Linked DNA regions of Homo sapiens: region 1 is linked to region 2. A link is a loop called in an ENCODE intact Hi-C map of the cell type or tissue named here. Cell type or tissue: ovary. All regions are shown on one strand. Links, peaks and the distances in the headings refer to the core of each region. The heading gives the core; the rest is flanking DNA.

Evidence for each region. Peaks named below come from ENCODE experiments on the same cell type or tissue, not always from the same donor. Only the 100,000 strongest peaks of a DNase experiment are listed, where the experiment ranks them.
Region 1: a loop joins it to region 2, with 6 times the contacts of the local background. A loop is called at or near these places in 70 of 110 quality-filtered maps.

The regions. Positions count from the first base shown.
Region 1 is chr15:59,720,305-59,729,482 of GRCh38, reverse strand. No RefSeq gene overlaps it. Among named protein-coding and RNA genes, the nearest start is that of BNIP2, 36 kb to the right of the region's middle. In ovary, for the core only: no CTCF peak of the experiment used is centred there; a DNase peak (open chromatin) is centred at 4,432.
Region 2 is chr15:60,318,165-60,327,342 of GRCh38, reverse strand. No RefSeq gene overlaps it. Among named protein-coding and RNA genes, the nearest start is that of ANXA2, 75 kb to the left of the region's middle. In ovary, for the core only: no CTCF peak of the experiment used is centred there; no DNase peak of the experiment used is centred there.

The sequences.
Region 1 (9,178 bases), core at 2,614-6,613, 600 kb after region 2:
TCTTCAACAAAACCATTTTATAGCTAAAAGTAGAGTTGGTAGGGTGGGGTATGAAGTAGGGTGAAGACAGGCACAGAAACCTTCCGGGAGGCCATTCATTTCCATTTCACTGCTCCAGGGAGGACAACGGCTAGAGAATGCTTTGAATGCCCACACTCTCCCTTTACCTTAAAACACTGTATGTGTTTAATAAAGATCATGTCAGATGTACCCAATGACAAAAAGTCATTCAGAACTAAAGTCTTAAACACTGGCTTCCAGCACTTTTGCATAGGATAGCACATTGGCCCATTTGCTGGAAGTGGGCACGAGGGTCAATTCACACATCCTCCCTCCTAAAATTATGTAAGAGGCACCATTGTGTTTTCATGCTATCACTTACACACCTTAGATGGCTCTTTTCTGTCCTTCTGTCCATAATAATGTCCCACACCCTATTCCTAACAGTAGGGAGTAGGAGAGGCATTTTACAAATAACTGAGATATATCAGCCCCTCATTTGTTCACCCTCCAAAGTAGTTCTTACTTAAGAGTTCAGAACACATTGACCGCCCAGGGTACTTCATTAGTTTCCATATTCATGACTAACAAACACATCTTCTAATAATTTTTTTTTATTTTGCTACTCAGGGTCTCTGCTGATCGGAAATGTTGAAGTATTATAGATTCAAAATGTTACGGAGATTCAAAAGAAAAAAACAAAACTACCCATCCTGAGTGACACTTTACATTTTCATGATGCCACCTATGCCAGAAGCATGTTTATTGAAAGCCACAGTAGTAAAAATACAGAATTTAAAAATTTCCCTTAAAAACCTGTATTCTAGTCGTAGTGAGGTCATCATGACTGGCGATTTCCCTTTAGAAAAACCTTTAAAGCATGAAAAAATGTTGATGTTGGTACCCAAACACATATCGCCATACAGTGTAACAACGGCTGCAATTCCAGTGCTTGCTTCATCGTCAGCCTCAACAGAGAGCTGCAGGGAAGAAAGACCTTCTACAGCACTTGCCCAAGATCTTTCCCCTGCCCTAAGACAAAGAGAAGGAATTATAGGCGGTGATAATAGAGATGGCAGGCACAGCTCTCATGTTCTGTATTTAAACATTTCTTTTTTATTTTTTATTTTTTGTATTTTTTCTTTTTTTTGCAGAGATGGAGTTTTGCTCTTACTGCCCAGGCTGGAGTGCAATGGCATGATATTGGCTTATCACAACCTCCACCTCCCAGGTTCAAGCTATTCTCCTGCCTCAGCCTCCCAAGTAGCTGGGATTACAGGCATGTGCCACCACGCCTGGCTAATTTTTGTATTTTTAGCAGAGACGGGGTTTCTCCATGTTGGTCAGGCTGCTCTCGAACTCCCGACCTCAGGTGATCCACCCGCCTTGGCCTCCCAAAGTGCTGGGATTACAGGCGTGAGCCACCATGCCTGGCCTTAAATACATTTCTTAAATATAATATTCAAATCCAAAATACAGTGATTTCTGCTCACTCCTTTTTGTTTCCAGGGAAATAAAGTCTGTAATAGGCAGATAGCCCTCTTCAAATAAAAAAAGTCCAGTGGGTCCAGGAGGGTTGAAGCTGGAATCCAGTCTCAGCTCCAGTACCACCCGCTCCTAATTATCAGGAAGGAGTGGCTTGGGCTGCTCTGGCCATGGTGTCTGGGCAAATTAATGTGATCCCAGATAAAGACTTAATTAGAAAACCTAGGTCTCTTCAGGAGATCAGAACCTGGGGTGGGAATAGTTAAAGGCAGAAGATGAGGCTGCACTGAAAGTGATCCTGTGTACTAAAACATTATAAACAACTTGCATGCCACAAATAGTTATTTACCAGATGTTTGGGGAAACAGATGACCTCTAGACATTTGTAATCTAGAGCTATATGTAGTATAATGACATTTAAGTTTCTATGAGAGTACAGAAGTGACAATGATTTATTCCTCAGTATGGGGTGATGCTATGGGAGGAGGGACAGGCAGACAGGCAGAGGAGTGGTTCAGGAGGCCTTTTAGAGGATGCAGCATTTGAACTAGGCCTAGATGGGTTTCACTAGCTAGACAAGGAGGAAAGGATATTTCAGGAAGAAGGACCGGCATAAGCAAAGTTTGGAGGCATGGAACCTGCCGGATTTGGGGAAGAGTAAATCGTTTTGTGTGTCTGGAATGTGGGGGCTGTGGAGTTAGGGTTCAAGAACTGGGAAGGCAGAAGGAAGAAGTTGTAAAAGTTCTCTGTACTTGGCCAAAGAGTTTCAACATGATCCTGCATGCAGGAGGTTGACAAGCATTCACTTGCAGTTTTCAAAGGTAACTTTACAGATGTAGAGTCAGGATGTAGACTTCACTGTAGCCATTAAGGGAACTGAAGAACACTATGGTAAAACCTATTTTTTTTTCAATGAGTAAATTGTGCCAAATACTGTTCTAAGTGCTTTCCACACATTGATGCATTGAATCCTCACAACAGCCCTCTGAGGTAGGTTCTCCCCATTTTACAGGCAAGGGAACTGAGACACAGAGAGGTTAAGTAATGTGTCTGAGATCATACAGTGGTAGGGGCAGGATAGAACCCCAAGCAGTTTGGCTTCAGTGTTTGTGTTCAGAATCATTCTGCCAAGTTTCTTCTCCTGGGCACTGGTCCCCATATGTGCTCACGGTAATTCCTCTGTAAATGCTGCTGCTCTCTCATCTCTCAATAATGGGGCTGCCTTTTTAGCGCCATCCCATCATCTGTCTTCCTTGACCTGCTGGAGGTCAAATAAGAGAACAAGGAGCACTCACTTTTCCTTTATTCTCCTTAATGGGCATTCACCTTCCATTTACAGTGCATGAAATGGTGCCAACAAAACAGAGCCTAGGGCTTTAGGGAAGACATTTTAATATACATGCTTTGATATTTATAGATAGTTTTTGGTCAGTGAATGTTACTTTATTCTGTGAGCTACCCTTTCAAAGAAACCCAAGTAGCTGGGATTACAGGAATGAGCCGCCACGCCTGGCTAATTTTTGCATTTTTAGTAGAGACAGGGTTTCTCCATGTTGGCCAGGCTGCTCTCGAACTCCCGACCTCAGGTGATCCACCCTCCTCGGCCTCCCAAAGTGCTGGGATTACAGGCATGAGCCACCGTGCCCGGCCTTAAATACATTTTTTAAATATAATATTCAAATCCAAAATACAGTGATTTGTGCATATTCTTTTTTGTTTCCAGGGAAATAAAGTCTGGAATAGGCAGATAGCCCTCTTCAAATAAAAAAAGTTCAGGGGGTCCAGGAGGGATGAAGCTGGAATCCAGCCTCAGCTCCAACTATTAGAGAACACTTTTGATATGAGTCTGTAAAGTTAATTCAGATGGTTTGCCAAAGCCACCAGTCTTAATTAATGACTTACTGTAACCTCCAGTTTTATTAGGTGTATATTTCTAGTATATTGGCATGTATATTAACACTGGCCTGTGAATAAACTGACAGTTCTTAAATGATATGAGATAAACTTATTTTCTTATGAGGAATTCACTTTTGCCTTGAACTTATAGTAAAATGATTATTAGTTCAGTAAATTATGACTTCAATATGTTTTGATCCCTTTGCAATAGAAAGACTGTCCAGATTTCATTTCTTGATGAAACGATGCTTTGGGTAAGTCTTTTTAGTTATTCTCATGCTCTAGCAAGTAGTACTCTTAGCTTTATAGCCATAAACTTTCCAAGTGGAAAAACATTCACTAAGGGTCTGCTAGTTTTATTTTTTTAGTAATATCCCACCCTGGTTTAATAACATTCCACAATATTCCTAATATTTTAAAGGATGTATTAAATGTACGTATACACACACATACATCACGTGAAAATTGATTACAATCTTCTTTAACTGGTAATAAAATGCATATAGTACATTTACATTGAGATAAGATATTAATAAAATAAACAATGTGGGTCTTACAGCAACAAAAAGTACCTGGAGAGTCCACTGTCCAATTTGAAACAATTTGCATCATTCCCCAAAAAGGGGGCACCAGGTGTGGTACGATTTTTATCTGTGTATTTCACAGGCAAGGTCTGGTTGAGATGTGGTGGTAGAAGTAAAAAGTATTCAGTTACTGCTCAATTACCAAATGTCCTAGCCATTTTGTCTCCCAAATCCTTGCCTTTTTGAAAGTAAACTTTGAAATTAATATGTCACTCAAAGTCACCGTGAGGATAACATAAGAAGCTAACATCTTTCATCTGAAGTGAACCCAGACAGTCTGATCCAGGCTACAGTAAGTAAGAAGCCAACTTCTTAGGGCTTACATTGTATTTAAAGGTTATTCTCAAGCGTAGTTAAAGACTGTGGTTTTCCCATAGAGCTGATAAAGGGTAGTTGGTATTTATTTCCTCGTTGAAGTGGCGCCACCATGTGGCATTAGCGTCACACAGTTTACAATTCACTCAACCAGGTGACTTCAAAATTAGGAGATTTTTTACTTTTTTTCATTTGGAAACATTTGTATCATTTTAAATTTTGTGCATAAAGAGTGATTCAAGGCTGGGCATGGTGGCTCATGCCTGTAATCCCAGCACTTTGGGAAGCCGAAGCAAGTGGATCACCTGAGGTCAGGAGTTTGAGACCAGCCTGGCGAACATGGTGAAACCCCATCTCTACTAAAAATATAATATTTAGCTGGGCATGGTGCCACGTGCCTGTAATCCCAGCTACGTGGGAGGCTGAAACAGGAGAATTGCTTGAACCCGGGAGGCGGACGTCGCAGTGAGCCAAGATTGCGCCACTGCACTCCAGCCTGGGTGACACAGCTAGACTCTGTCTCAAAAAAAGAGTGATTCAATTTATACATGTTTATTATGTGATTTCAAATTACCATATTCAAGTTCACATAAAATATGAATGGGTTGTGTTTTTGTATAGCAGTATACATAGTGCTTAAGAGAATGCACTTTGGAGCCAGTTAGCATAAATTCAAATTCCAGCTCTGCTACTTACTCTGTGTATAATATTGAGCAAATACTCTGTGTATAATATTGAGCAAAGTACCCAACCCTTCCAAGTCTCAGTTTTCTTATCCGAGGCGGGGGGATCACCTGAGGTCAGGAGTTTGAGACCAGCATGGCCAACATGGCAAAACCCTGTCTCTACTAAAAATACAAAAATTAGCTGGGTGTGGTAACAGATACCTGTAATTCCAGCTACTTCGGAGGCTGAGGCAGGAGAATCACTTGAACGCGGGAGGTGGAGGTTGCGGTGAGCAGAGATGGCACCACTGCACTCCAGCCTGGGTGACAAGAGTGAAACTCCGTCTCAAAATATAAATAAAGAGAGAGAGAGAGAAGTATCTGGCACCTCCCCTCTCCCTTGCTTCTGCTCTGGCCATGTGAAGTGCCTTCTCCCGCTTTGCCTTCTGCCATGAGTTAAATCTCCCTGAGGCCTCCCCAGAAGCTAAGCAGACGCTGGTGCCATGCTTTCTGTACAGCATGCAGAACTTTGAGTCAATTAAACCTCTTCTCTTTATAAATTAGCTAGGCTCAGACATTTAGCAATGCAAGAACAGCCTAACACAAAGGCAGAAACCTCATGACCTCAGCACCTCCCAGAAGGCACCTCCCAACACTGTTGCATCAGGGATTAAGTTTCCAACACATGAATTTGAGGGGACACATTCAGACTATGGCACTGTGTATATGAAACCACAACATTTTGTATTAATTAAATCACATCTTAGAGAAAAAATTACAAGTACATTTGCATAGAAGAAAATAGGAAGGTATACTATAACACATTGGGAACAGTTAGCTCTCATGGATGACTTTTATTTCCTTTTTGCTTAACTCTATTTTCTCCAAATTCCGTAACCAATATATATCACTTTTGGAATGGGGGGAGAAAAACCAAAGACAAATTTTATTCTAAAAAAAGAGAATTATCTCCTGAATGTGAATAAAGTACTTAAAAGCTCACTATTTAGCAACTGAAAACCATATTCGGTAAGACTGCAATTCATGACAGACCTTCCTACCCTTATTGCTATTGGCTGAAATTCCTGAAAATATAATTTTGCTCATTTTTAAAAAACAAATACCCCTGTAATCCCAGCACTTTGGGAGGCCGAAGCAGGTGTATCACCTGAGGTCAGGAGTTTGAAAACAGCCTGACCAACATGGTGAAACCCTGTCTACTAAAAATACAAAAAATTAGCTGGGCATGGTGGCGCATGCCTGTAATCTCAGCTACTCTGGAGGCTGAGGTGGCAAGAGAATTGCTTGAACCTGGGAGGAGAAGGTTGCAGTGAGCCGAGATCGCGCCAATACACTCTAGCCTGGGCAACAAGAGTGAAACTCCATCTCAAATAAAGAAAAAAAACAATATCCAAAATAGCACTTTAGTGTATTGAGAATTTCTCCTGCTAATAATTAATACTGTGGGCTTTTGGGGTTCTAAATTACTCTGAGGAAAATCTGAAATACAGAAAAACCCATTTTTTAAAATGTCAAGGTTCTTACGATGTCTGACTTTATTTCCATTTCAAGTGCACTTGGGCCTCCAAAACTGAATTTCTTAACTTTTCTGACTCTGGAAACATTTCCAAGGAGTACTTGCAAGAAGCCCGCTTCAAACTGGAATCCTTCCGCTTGGATATAATCATGCAAACAGCCGAGAGAATTTATTTAACCTTCAGCCAACTGCTCACCCAACTTGAAATTATTGATAGCCCATCAGCAATGATCAAGATGGAGAGGCTAAATGAAGAGGTGCTTTTTTTTACAAGAGAACCGTTGAGCTGGTAACAGGACTTGAAATGCCGTGTCAGCTCAGCTCGCATGGTCAGGGAGCTCAGCTGCTGGAAGGAAATAAAACTGTTCAGTTAAGGCCGCCCTCCAATCAGTCACAGGGGTAATGGTGTTTGGCTTCAGTCAGGTTGTATGTCAGCAAATATACATCTCTTAGACAGCCCCTAAGAGTGCCTTAAGATCATGCTTATTGTTTTATATAGATAGGGGTCGGGAGCTGATAAATGGTGGTCATAGGCCACCGAAATAAATTTTACCATGTTCAGCAGGTAAACTTAATCTCAATACTGGAGAATGAGAGAGCCATTTTGATAGAATATTCATTCCATTGACAGTGATGGGACATTTTTCCTCTGTTAATGTCCTGTGCAGATCATATGAAAGTAGATATCCTCTTCTCCCCATGCCCCAGCCCCCACTGTATGAGGCCCACGTGCAGGAAAGAGACACCAGATACAGTCTTAGCGATTCACTGGGATTGAACTTTAAAGACCGAGGGTGATTGACAGCGCTCTTCAGGGAAATGAACACACCACAGCACTACCCTGATGCAGTCAGAGTGACACAGGAATCAGACACAGAAATGAAAAACTAGTGGCGGTTATGTGGAATCATTTCTGCGCTATCCTGAGTCCGAAAAAGGATTGGAAGCAGCATTAAGAGGTCAATAAGTCAGAGAAGGGAAATGCGTGGCACAGGGCTGCCACCCTCTCCCAAGCTACTGTCAAACACCAGCACTCAGCCACAGTTCCCTTTCCCAGGGAATTCAGGTGAAGCTCAGAATCTCAACCAGTGTTTCAGGCACTCAGATTAAAAAGAATTTGCCCCCATCTCACTAAGTCCTTAAAATCTAGAAATCTGCCTTCTAAGGAATTTATTGAGTCCTCTAAAAGTTTCTAGAAAGGCAATTAGAAGGCACCTTAAGTATTAGAGCCTGTGAAAAACAGAGAATATGATATGGTCCCTCAAAGACAATCTGTCTGGCTGCAAGAGATTTTTCTTAGGAATGATAAATGAGGCCCAGCAGAAACAGGACACTGTGCTATTCATTGGAGAAATGAGAAGACTTTTTCAAAGGATTGGATGCTCTTATCCCCAGGCCAAGAGTCAGCACGCCTCATGAATCTGAATCAGGGTGCCTGCAAGAGCCCTTCAGAGCCAATCTTTATTAGAAAGCCTTAGAAAGGTTGAAGGGGAATAAGGAAAAAGAAGTCGTATTAGAAAAATGTGACTTCATGCCTACTTTATGGCAGATATACCCAAAGAAATCAACCCATTTGCCAATGACTATAGTCCTCTTAAGACCTGCTGTAGGGATAGGCACAATGGCTCACGCCTGTAATCCTAGCACTTTGGGAGGTCAAGGCAGGAAGATTGCTTGAGTCTAGGAGTTTGAGACCAGCCTGGACAACATAGCAAGACCCCGTCCCTATAAAAAACAATTTTTAAATAGTCAAGTGTGGTGGCTAGGACACTCTTGGTCCTAGCTCTACTTGGGAGGCTGAGATGGGAGGATCAGTTGAGCCCAAGAGGTCAAGGTTGCAGTGAGCTGTGTTTGCGCCACTGCACTCCAGCCTGAGTGACAACAGAGTGAGACCCTGTCTCCAAAAAAAAAAAAAAAAGACTTGCTGTAGCATATGGAACTTATGTCATCTCCCTGGCCTGTTGTTTCTTTTATCAGACTCAAGAGCACCGAAACACGGAATTAGATTTCTAAGGAATTACAACTTACAGCTTGCTTGAGGATGAAACAAATAAACTGAATTATCATTTTCTTAATTTAGCAAAAGGAGATCTTTGTTTTATTACCTTGCTCACCTTCCTGCTTTCCACTTCTTTGAAGGCAGAGCCACGCTCTCATATCTTGTTATCTTCATAGCCTGGAATGGTGTCTCAGGGGTAGTGGATACCCAGTGCAGTAAAATCAGTGAATACATCATTCAGCACCCCGCTTCACTAAGAAGCCCTAAAGCAGTCTGCTGTCTGCATTTTTAAGCATAATGTACCTTAAGGAGGCCAATTACTGCATCCAGGCCAAAGTACGTATTTATACTAAGCCTACAGTCTCTTAAAAATAAAAAGTTACTAGACTGTCCTAGAATTTGGAAAAATCATATTATAATATCTTGATTTACAATTGTTGTATAAACACAAATCTTTTCTAATAATAAAAATGTACTATAATGTGTTTTGACAAGAAAAATGTACTACAGGATGTAATGGAGAGGATGTTCTGAATTAGTGAAAGTCTCAACTATAGACTTTTTTAAAATGCTTTTTACATTTTTAAAGGATTGGGAGATTGGCTACATAGAAGCAGATTGAGCATTTGGGGACGGGACTTTGGATGATGTGGTTAGGTACTTTTTAGTAGTAACAAAGTTTCTGTAAATTTAAATT
Region 2 (9,178 bases), core at 3,210-7,209:
AAGGACACCTGGGGAGAGATGCCACCTCATGAGGTAGACTTTCTCTGTTCCCAGATCAGTAAGGAGCATTGCCTTGCATTTGTGCATAATTTTTGTGTATTTTAAGAGTTCTTGTATATTTAAGAGCTCTCATGAATTCCTGTTTGCTTGAGTGAATGCATTTTAAGGTGTTTCTGGAGAATAGGAGAGGATACAAAATCTAACAAGATACCAAACTTTCAATCCTGAATTGCAACTTGTGTCAACATTGCGCTACTGTGGGTTTGTCAAAACCGCCCTTTAAAAAAAAGTGACTCTAAAGTTGTATTGATGACATTTGACCACAAGAGGACGCTCCAACAAAGCACCTCACAGCTCAAAAGTCTACGTCTCCTTTTCAAACATTTACATGCTGCAATTTCTGCCTGGTCTTATGATATAAAGCTTAATGCCACAAATATTGTTTCAAACTTTATGAAAAGAGTTTTTCTTTTTTTTAAAAAAAGAAGATTGGGAGCTATAGCAGTGAATCCTGAGCTCAAGGTAAACTATTTTCATTAGCTGGAGGTGCTTTATAATTTCTCCATCAGTTTTCAAAAAAGGGACAAGGACTTTAAGAACCTTTTCTTCCTTTAACAATCAAACGAAACAACACAAACTCAAAACGCTTTAAGAACATTTCAATTTCCAAACTAGACCTTTTATGGATCATTTTCCTAAGAGTTCTAAGTCTAGAAATGTGATTAAAGAAAACAAAAACAAACAAACAAACACAAACAAAAAAACATTTTCCAGTCTAGACGCAGCCATCAGCGAAAATGCTCCATTACCTGTTACCTCTTCTAGGATACAGATGTTTGAAAAAGAAAGTGGGCAAGAAGCTATGTGACGGTCTCTGAAGTAAATTAAAGCCCTGGACTGCATTTCCCTAGTAGTCAGATAAAACTTGAGGGCATAATTGCCAACAATGAACACCCTTTCCGTTTAACCAATCTTTACTGATAATAAAATAATTAGAATAATTTATGTGTCTGTGCTATTATTAACGTGGCTTTGCTTAAAGGAGATTCAGCTGGTTGTTCACGGACGTTAAGAGGGTCTCTCCTCCCACCTTCTGAGATGACATGTTTATACCCAGGCAGCACTTCTAAATTTTTAATAGAGAGGAAGAGATTCCATTTAATTAGGTAGAGTGACTTGTTTATATGCAGGTTATACATTTACGAGTTCTCATGAAGAACGGAAAATACCCATTGAGCAGCCTTTGAAGTTTCGCTTGTTTAAAGATAATTGTAAACCCAGCTCAATGGAAACAGCATCTCAGTCAATCAAGTGATTTGAGCATAGAGTAGAGGGAGTTAAATCCAGGTTAAATAATTGCACAAATCACATGTCGATCAATGTTCAAAGGATTTTTTTTCTCTCAAATCAAAGCTCTTCCATCTTACATTTGATTGGAGTATTGAAACTGGGTTATAGAAAAAAATGTTAAGGATGTAACAAGATTTAAAAATGTTAAGGATGTAACAAGATTTTTTTTTACTTAAAAATTATCCACCATTTATATAAAATCCTTTCTCTTTTTTCCTTTTGATTTTTACTTCATATATTCTATATAGCTTATTTTATTTGTGAATTAGGTAACACAAACATGTCACTGTCACAAAAGCATTTTTCTACATTCATAAATCCTTTCTGGAAATGAGAAATCATTTTTTTCTTAAACTCTGACCTAAGGTAAAAATTCCAAATATTTGCGTGCCTTGGATGGTATTGCAAAAAGGCCACCTAAACTAATGAGGTTTCTTGAATTGGTGTACAGAAATGAATTACAATGCTTAAGAAGTTGAAGAGATTTCTCGTGATTTTTAAAGTAATATTAATGATCGTATGGAATGAGAAATTGAGCTTTGTGTTATTACTATAGGATTAGTTTTTAGTTCCTGAAAGCTGGTCTATTTATAGGTATATAGGATGGAATTAAACTCTGAAAAGGTTAATTTTTAAAAAATGTTCTGTAGAAGGTCTATTTCCTATCACCTTTTATAAGTTTCCCTTTGAATTGTAGTTGCAATATGCATTTGGAGTGAGTCCAGGAAGCTTGAATAATAATGTAATCCCCGGGGGAGCCGCTCTTAGCAGAGTGGGTAGGATAAATGAAATGCTACATACAGATTCCTGACAATATATTCATCTTGATATTATCGCAGCTGATGGATTGTAGCAAGGCTGTTCCTAGGGCTTCCCTTTGCCATCTTCAGTGTCTTTATCATTTCAGTGCGAAAAAGAAAAACCCCATCACACAAAAGAAATAAAACATCGTTAATTGAAAAGTAGCACCTTAAAAATATTTGTGGTAGGAAAAATATTTGTTTTGCTGCAAGGAGAACAGAGAGTAGGGAATAAAAGACTAAAGAAGAGAGAAAAAGAAACCAGTGTCCTTTGCTGAGCTCGCTGGCCACATGTAAGGCTCTCAAACATTTTAACCGTTGCACATCATTTTCTTTTTCTTCTGTGTGCTTGTCTAATTTATTTTCATAAGAAAACTCTGTTCCTCTTGTGCGGAGCCAGCATAATGTCGCTGAAATCTCGGATGATGTGGTTTTAAGATCAAACAAGACTTAATAAGGTGGGATTTGTTTTCCTATTGACCTTCTTATTGCTTGGGTCCCCCTGACAAGCTTCGAAGTGAACGGGAGGAATTAGGGTAGCAGCTCTTCAGAGAAACTCATCTTGGCTGGGGCTCCACCTTGAAACGGGAGTGCAAGAGATTGCAAATGGCTCCAAACGAGGGGGCACACACAGACTTGCAAAATGGAAGCGGGTTCTTCCATTGCAGAAAGAAAGAGGGGCACCCAGCAGGATAAACATTCAAAGTGGAAGACACTGCTAGTGGATTTATTTTTATTTTAGGTTCTGACAGATTGGCCAATGTCCTTGATTGGAGTTGGAGTTCATCAGAATGACTAGTTCTGGCCTAATTTAAGAAACAAAACCTCCTAACTTTGTGGGGGCTGCTGGAGAGCAGGGCAGGGCATCATCCATCTAAGAGAAAAACAAAGGAGTTTGGTCCTTTTTTAAAAATGAAAGTTTCCTTAGGAGTCAAAACGGACTGAATTTAAAGGAAATTAAAGTGAGAAAAAGAGTTTTGTGAACAAATGAAACTCTCTTCCAGTAAAAGGAAAGAAGGAGGAGAAAAATGTTTGAAGGTGGGGCGAATGCATTGTTACTAAAAGTAAATAATTCCAGCCCAGTTTTGCAAAAATAGAGAATTGAACCCAACAGCCACTCACGGTCTTATCTGATACCCTAACTGAACTAGAGCGCATTTACAGTTTTTCTTCTATCAGGGTGAATAACACATGTTTCATGTTCTTACAGAACTAGCGTGGCAGCATTTGCCCACCACTGGTAAACAAGAAAAGATGTCTATAGATTCCCCATTATTTTAGGCGGCCACTGGAGTCAGCCCAGGCATTCTGAGCTGCTTCTGCCCATCTTTTAATATTGTCCTTCTGCCTACCTTTTAGTGTTGCAGAAAAGCATGCGGGAGAAACAAACAGAAGGGAGTAGCCAGGACAAGTCAAATTCTGTCGAAGACACTGAGACTCCCTGTGCCGAGAGCTGACTTCTGCAAGCTCTTTGGCAAGGTATTTACGGATGCAATATTTCTGTCAATTCTCCTCCCTTATTTCACTCTTTGTTCCCTTAATGGGCGAATTAGCCTCAGGTTCTTGCTAAATCTATTCCTTTTGGGAAAAGAAAATGATGTACATCGTTATAATCATGCACTACCAGGAGAAATGCCAGTTGGAGCAGAGTGTTCTCTTTCAGGGGTGTTTTTTCCCTTGAGAAGTGGCTGCTTGAATGTCAGCTGCTTGGTTGGCCTCACACTTTGTTTCCTCATTGTGGACCTGCGTGCAGTCCTGCGGGATGAAGGGAAGAAGATATTCACAACTGTCCTAGTGAAAAATTCAGGATGCACCTAGTTATATTTGCTCAAGGGACAACTTCTTTCACTGTTGGAGATAAGGAACTTAGGCCGGGCGTGGTGGCTTACGCCTGTAATCCCAGCACTTTGGGAGGCTGAAGCAGGTGGATCACCCGAGGTCAGGAGTTCAAGACCAGCCTCACCAACGTGGAGAAACCCCATGTCTGCTAAAAAATACAAAAATTAGCCAGGCGTGGTGGCTGGTGCCTGTAATCCTAGCTACTCCGGAGGCTGAGACATGAGAATTTCTTGAACCCGGGGGGTGGAAGTTGCAGTGAGCCGAGATCACGCCATTGCACTCCAGCCTGGGCAACAGAGTGAGACTCCGTCTCAGGGGCGGGGGGTGGAGTGGAAAAAGAAGGCACTCAAAGACCGGCTACTCCAAGCTTTTCATTTCACAGATGGGTAAACAGAGGCCCTTTGCAGTTCAGTGAATTGCTCAAGCTCCTCAAAGTGTAGTTTTTGGACCAGCAGCATCGGTGTTCCCTGGAGCTTGTTAGAAATGCAGCAACTCAATCTCTAACCCAGACCTAATGAATCAATCTGCAATTTAACAAGATCCTCAATGCATGGTAGAGTCTGAGAAGCACTGATGCCCCACACCCAAACTAGGATTATGGCACAGCTCAAAACTGCCTAATTTCAGCAAGTGTCATTACTTCTAAAAAAGATGCTGCCATAAACGATATTTTTAGCTACAGTAGGCCCATTGAAATGTAAAAATACTAAATGCGAAGAGGAAAAAGAGTGCTGCTATGCAGTGAGGGTGATGATAGGGGGAAATGGTGGTATTTAACGGTACAAGCTTTCTGGAGGGCAGTTTTGTAATAGTTATCAAAGTCTTAAAGATGCACACCCTTTGATCCAACAATTCCACGTCTAGGAAGTTATTCTGGAAAAATAACTGGACTAGGTTGAAGAGCTTTGTGAATAGAATATTGTAATATTTATGACAGCCAAAAGATTGAAAGCAGTCTAAATATCCAACAGTAGAGAGTAGCTAAAGAAATTCTGGTATCAATAGTAGAATGCTGGGCAATCATTTAAAATGATAAATTGGCCAGGTGCAGTGACTCACACCTGTAATCCCAGCCAGGTGCAGTGACTGACGCCAATGCTGCTGGTGTAGATGTTAAATTGGTGGGCTTGCTGAGTGGATGGTCAGTGGAGCCTTCTATCTGTCACCTTGCTCTGCCCCAAGTCCTTCCAGCACTTTTGGAAGACAAGGCAGTTGGATCGCTTGAGACCAGGAATTCAGGACCAGTCTGGGCAGCATAGTGAGACCCTGTTTCTAAAAAAAAAAAAAAGAAAAAGAAAAATTAAAACTAGCTGGGCATGGTGGCTGGTGCCTGTAGTCCCACCTATTCTGGAGGCTGAGATGGGAGGATTGCTTGAGTCCAGGAGGTTGAGACTGCTGTGAGCTATGATTGTATCACTGCACTGTAGCCTGGGCAACAGGGCAACAGAGAGAGACCTTCTCCACACCATTTTCCCCACACAGACAAGTTATTTTTTTTTAATTTTTATATATTTAGAGGATACAAGGGTGGATTTCTTACACGCACATATTACACATTAATAAAGTCTGGGCTTTTACTGTACCCATCACCCAAATGATGAGCGTTGTACCCAAGAGGTAATTTTCAACTGTCCCCCGCTCCTACCCTCCCACCTTTTGTAATCTCCATTGTCTCTTATTCCACTCTGTATGTCCATGTGTGTACGCTGTTAGCACCCACTTATAAGCAAGACCCTGGTGTTTGACTTTCTGTTTCTGAGTTACTTCACCTAGGATAATGGGTAGGGACACAGACAAACCATATCAACTGATAAGTGAAAAACTCATATTATCATACCATGCATAAAATGGTCTTATATCTTGTTTAGAAAAAGATATATATTTAAAGTTGCAGAAGGCCATGCAGCTAAGTGTTAACAGTAGCTATTTAGAATGTAAATAAATAATATAGGTAAGAATATAGGTAATATTTTTCTTTTTGCTTATCTTCATTTTATGGTTCTATTACAACTGATGTATTAATTAGCTAATAAAGAAGATAAAATAGTTATTATTGATGAATGGTATTTTTTTCTTTAAGTTCTGAATATTTTACTTTCCAGACCAAATTCCTAAAACTAAAAACATTTTAACATTTTGTGTATAACTTTGTCATTATACCATGTTATCATTATCTATTAAGTGCCTTCCTCCCCCAAGATGGTGAGCACCTTAACAACAAAGACTCTCTTATGCACCTTTATATTTAGGGTTTAGCCTGGAGCTTGGCACACAGCATGTACTTAATAAATGTTTTAAATGGATGAATGAAAGAGTTTTGGATGACTGTCTTTTTTCCTTCGTATGACTAGCCTATGGAATTAAACTCCTAGGCACACAGAAATTGATTGCAAAGTTCTAATTGAGCTATTGGTTTAGCTACAATTTCTAGTCTAGTAATAAATAACCCTATGAGGTGTGGGTCAGGGTAGAATGAATTGAGAGGTCAGGGCATAGAGGCCTCTAAAGGCTCAGAGGAAATGTGCTTCCCTATGAGCTGACCACTACACTGACTTCTCCAGGTGGCCCTAGGGGAAAGAAGTCAGCCTGGCTGGAACAGGTAATGGTCAGCTCATGGGAAGCACAGGGGTCTGTTCTTCTGCCTCAGTTCATGGACAGTGGAAACTGGCTTTCCAGGTCTCAGTTTGTTTGTGTTTTTGTAGTTGTAATTTTGGATCTTATCTCATCAGGAGGCAGGGTTTTGAAAAGCTTGCCCTGATGCTAACTAGTACTCACTGTTTCGGTTTCTGCTGAGAAGCACTGGCATGCATTCTGTCACCTCATCCTCACTGCTTCCTAATGAGGTGGCTACCCACTTCATAGAGCAGGAGCCTGAAAAAGGTAAAGCTACCTGCCCCAAGTTCAGACACGATGCAGTGGAGCTGGGATCCAGATGTAGACCCGTGGACCCCGATCCTGGCCCTTCCACCATGTGCTACAGAAGTTGAGGGGATGGTCTGAGGGTTTCCTTCCGGCTCCACCCTCTGTGGTGTGACTCTGCCAGTCAACACGTCCCTGGGCCTTTCTGAATCTTCCCAGTTCTCTTGTCAAATAGGGTCTATTAAAAAAATGGGTCCTCCACATTCTGTGATCACGTATTTTCTTTCCTGCTTTTGGCTCTAAGTGAAGTCACCAGAAAACCTATCTTAAGGCTTAAAAAACATATGAAGGGAATAAAAAATATTTTTAACAAAGTAACTTACAATCTAGAAATAGTCATAAGATTCAAGCAAGTGGATTGCAAACTAAGAGGTAAACCCTAGCTTTAATTTGGGATTTATTCATAAAGTTCTGAAAAATTCATGAAAGTTTCATTGAATATATGTATCTGACCACTGGCTTGTTTCTTGGGATACCCCAGTTTCTGTATTTGAAAATGTTAACAGTATAAAAAATGTAAGTTTTAATCTACAAATTTGTGGAAAACATTTCTGGAGTTGAGTGATACAGTAATGTAATGTGAATATTTGTTTGCATATCTTTTTGGCTGTTTTCCATTTGGAATTTGCATAGTAATATAGAAGGATCTTGAAAAGCAATGGAGGAAGAATCATGATTTGGTCCAAATTACTATCTAAGAGATTTCTCTCTTTCTTTCTTTCTCCCTCCCCTCCCCTCCCCTCCCCTCCTTTCCTTCCTTCCTTCTTTCCAGACAGGGCCTTGCTCTGTCGCCCGGGCTGTACTGCAGTGGGATGATCATAGCTCAGTGCAGCCTCAAATTCCTGGGCTCAAGGGATCCTCCCACTTCAGCCTCCCTAATATCCAAGAGATTTCAAAATCAAAACGATATGAAACTACTCTGAGTTTTTAGTGCCCCCTCCCTGAAATGGGTTATGTTTTCATTGTAACAATTTGTAACTTACATTTATTTGTGTGATTATTTGATTGATGTCTGTCTTTGCCACTTGCACTTGAAATTCAGGAGAGTGGGAGAGCCATATCTGTTTAGCTTGTCATTGTATTTCTAATACATAGCACATAATAGCACATATCATAATAACAGCAATGACAATAATAATGCACAAGGGATAACTAATACTTGCTGGGCTTTTTCTATGTGCCAGGTTTTGTTCTAGATGCTTTATGTTTACCAGCTCGTTTAATTAACCTTAATTTAATGTAACCTCTTGACAAATATTGGTTGAATGACTTTCATATAAATAAAAAATAAATTTTTAGTTTATACATCTGATACCTGTTTAGTGCTGTGAAGGTTTGGGAGGCTGTTTATTATAATAAAAGCTGAAAGACATTAAACTCAAAGTGATTCCACAAAGTGTTTCTTGTGTGTGCCCAATAAATAAATTTTTCACTTTTTTACATTCTTTTTTATTTGTGGACTCCTAAAACAGATTTTAAGAAACAAGAGAAAGGGCTAGAGACTCCCTAACTACTTAAAGAAATAGAGCAGCATTGCCATTTTAAAATCGGGTGTTAATTTTAATCAAGAAATCTTTGATTAGCAGCTTTCAACTCTAATGGTGGGAGGTTGTCTTTCAAGGAAGTTTTAAGCTGACATCTATGTTGCTGCTGCAGTAACCTACACTTAATTTATTGTCATTTAGTGCAAAAATTGATGAGAACATAACCTTTGTAAGGTTTTTATGTTTTATTGCCTATAAAAGATAAAATATGGGGTAAAAGGAAGTAAAATAGTATTTTGTTAAGTCAGGGGATGGATTTATGTTTTAACTAACTGATAGAATAATCAGAGGGTCATAAAGATCAGAGTATCTGCCTCCTATCTCTTCTCTTTTTATGTGAGCATTCAACAAGCTTCTCTTTGTGGCTGTCAGACCCATGGGAGCTCACCCAAACAGCAGGCCCGCTTTGTCCAAGGGTATTAACTCAACTGTTTAGAGCTAGAATACCAGGAGGCTTCTGTTGCGCACATTAAGCGATTGGGATAAGTCTAAATGAATCAGATACTTGACATGTGCAAATGGGATGTGTGTTCACAAGGGACTGTGGGGTTACATTGTGTCTTGAATGGACAGGCAAAAACAAAGTATGTGAGTTATGTTGAATTTTGCAGGAAACACACAAAGAGACTCTGGTCTTTGGGAATTGCCAGTGACTGTGTTGTAGAGGACGATGCCGGGAAGGCCCAGCCTTGCTAATTTCTCCTCAACACACCCTTCATAGCATTA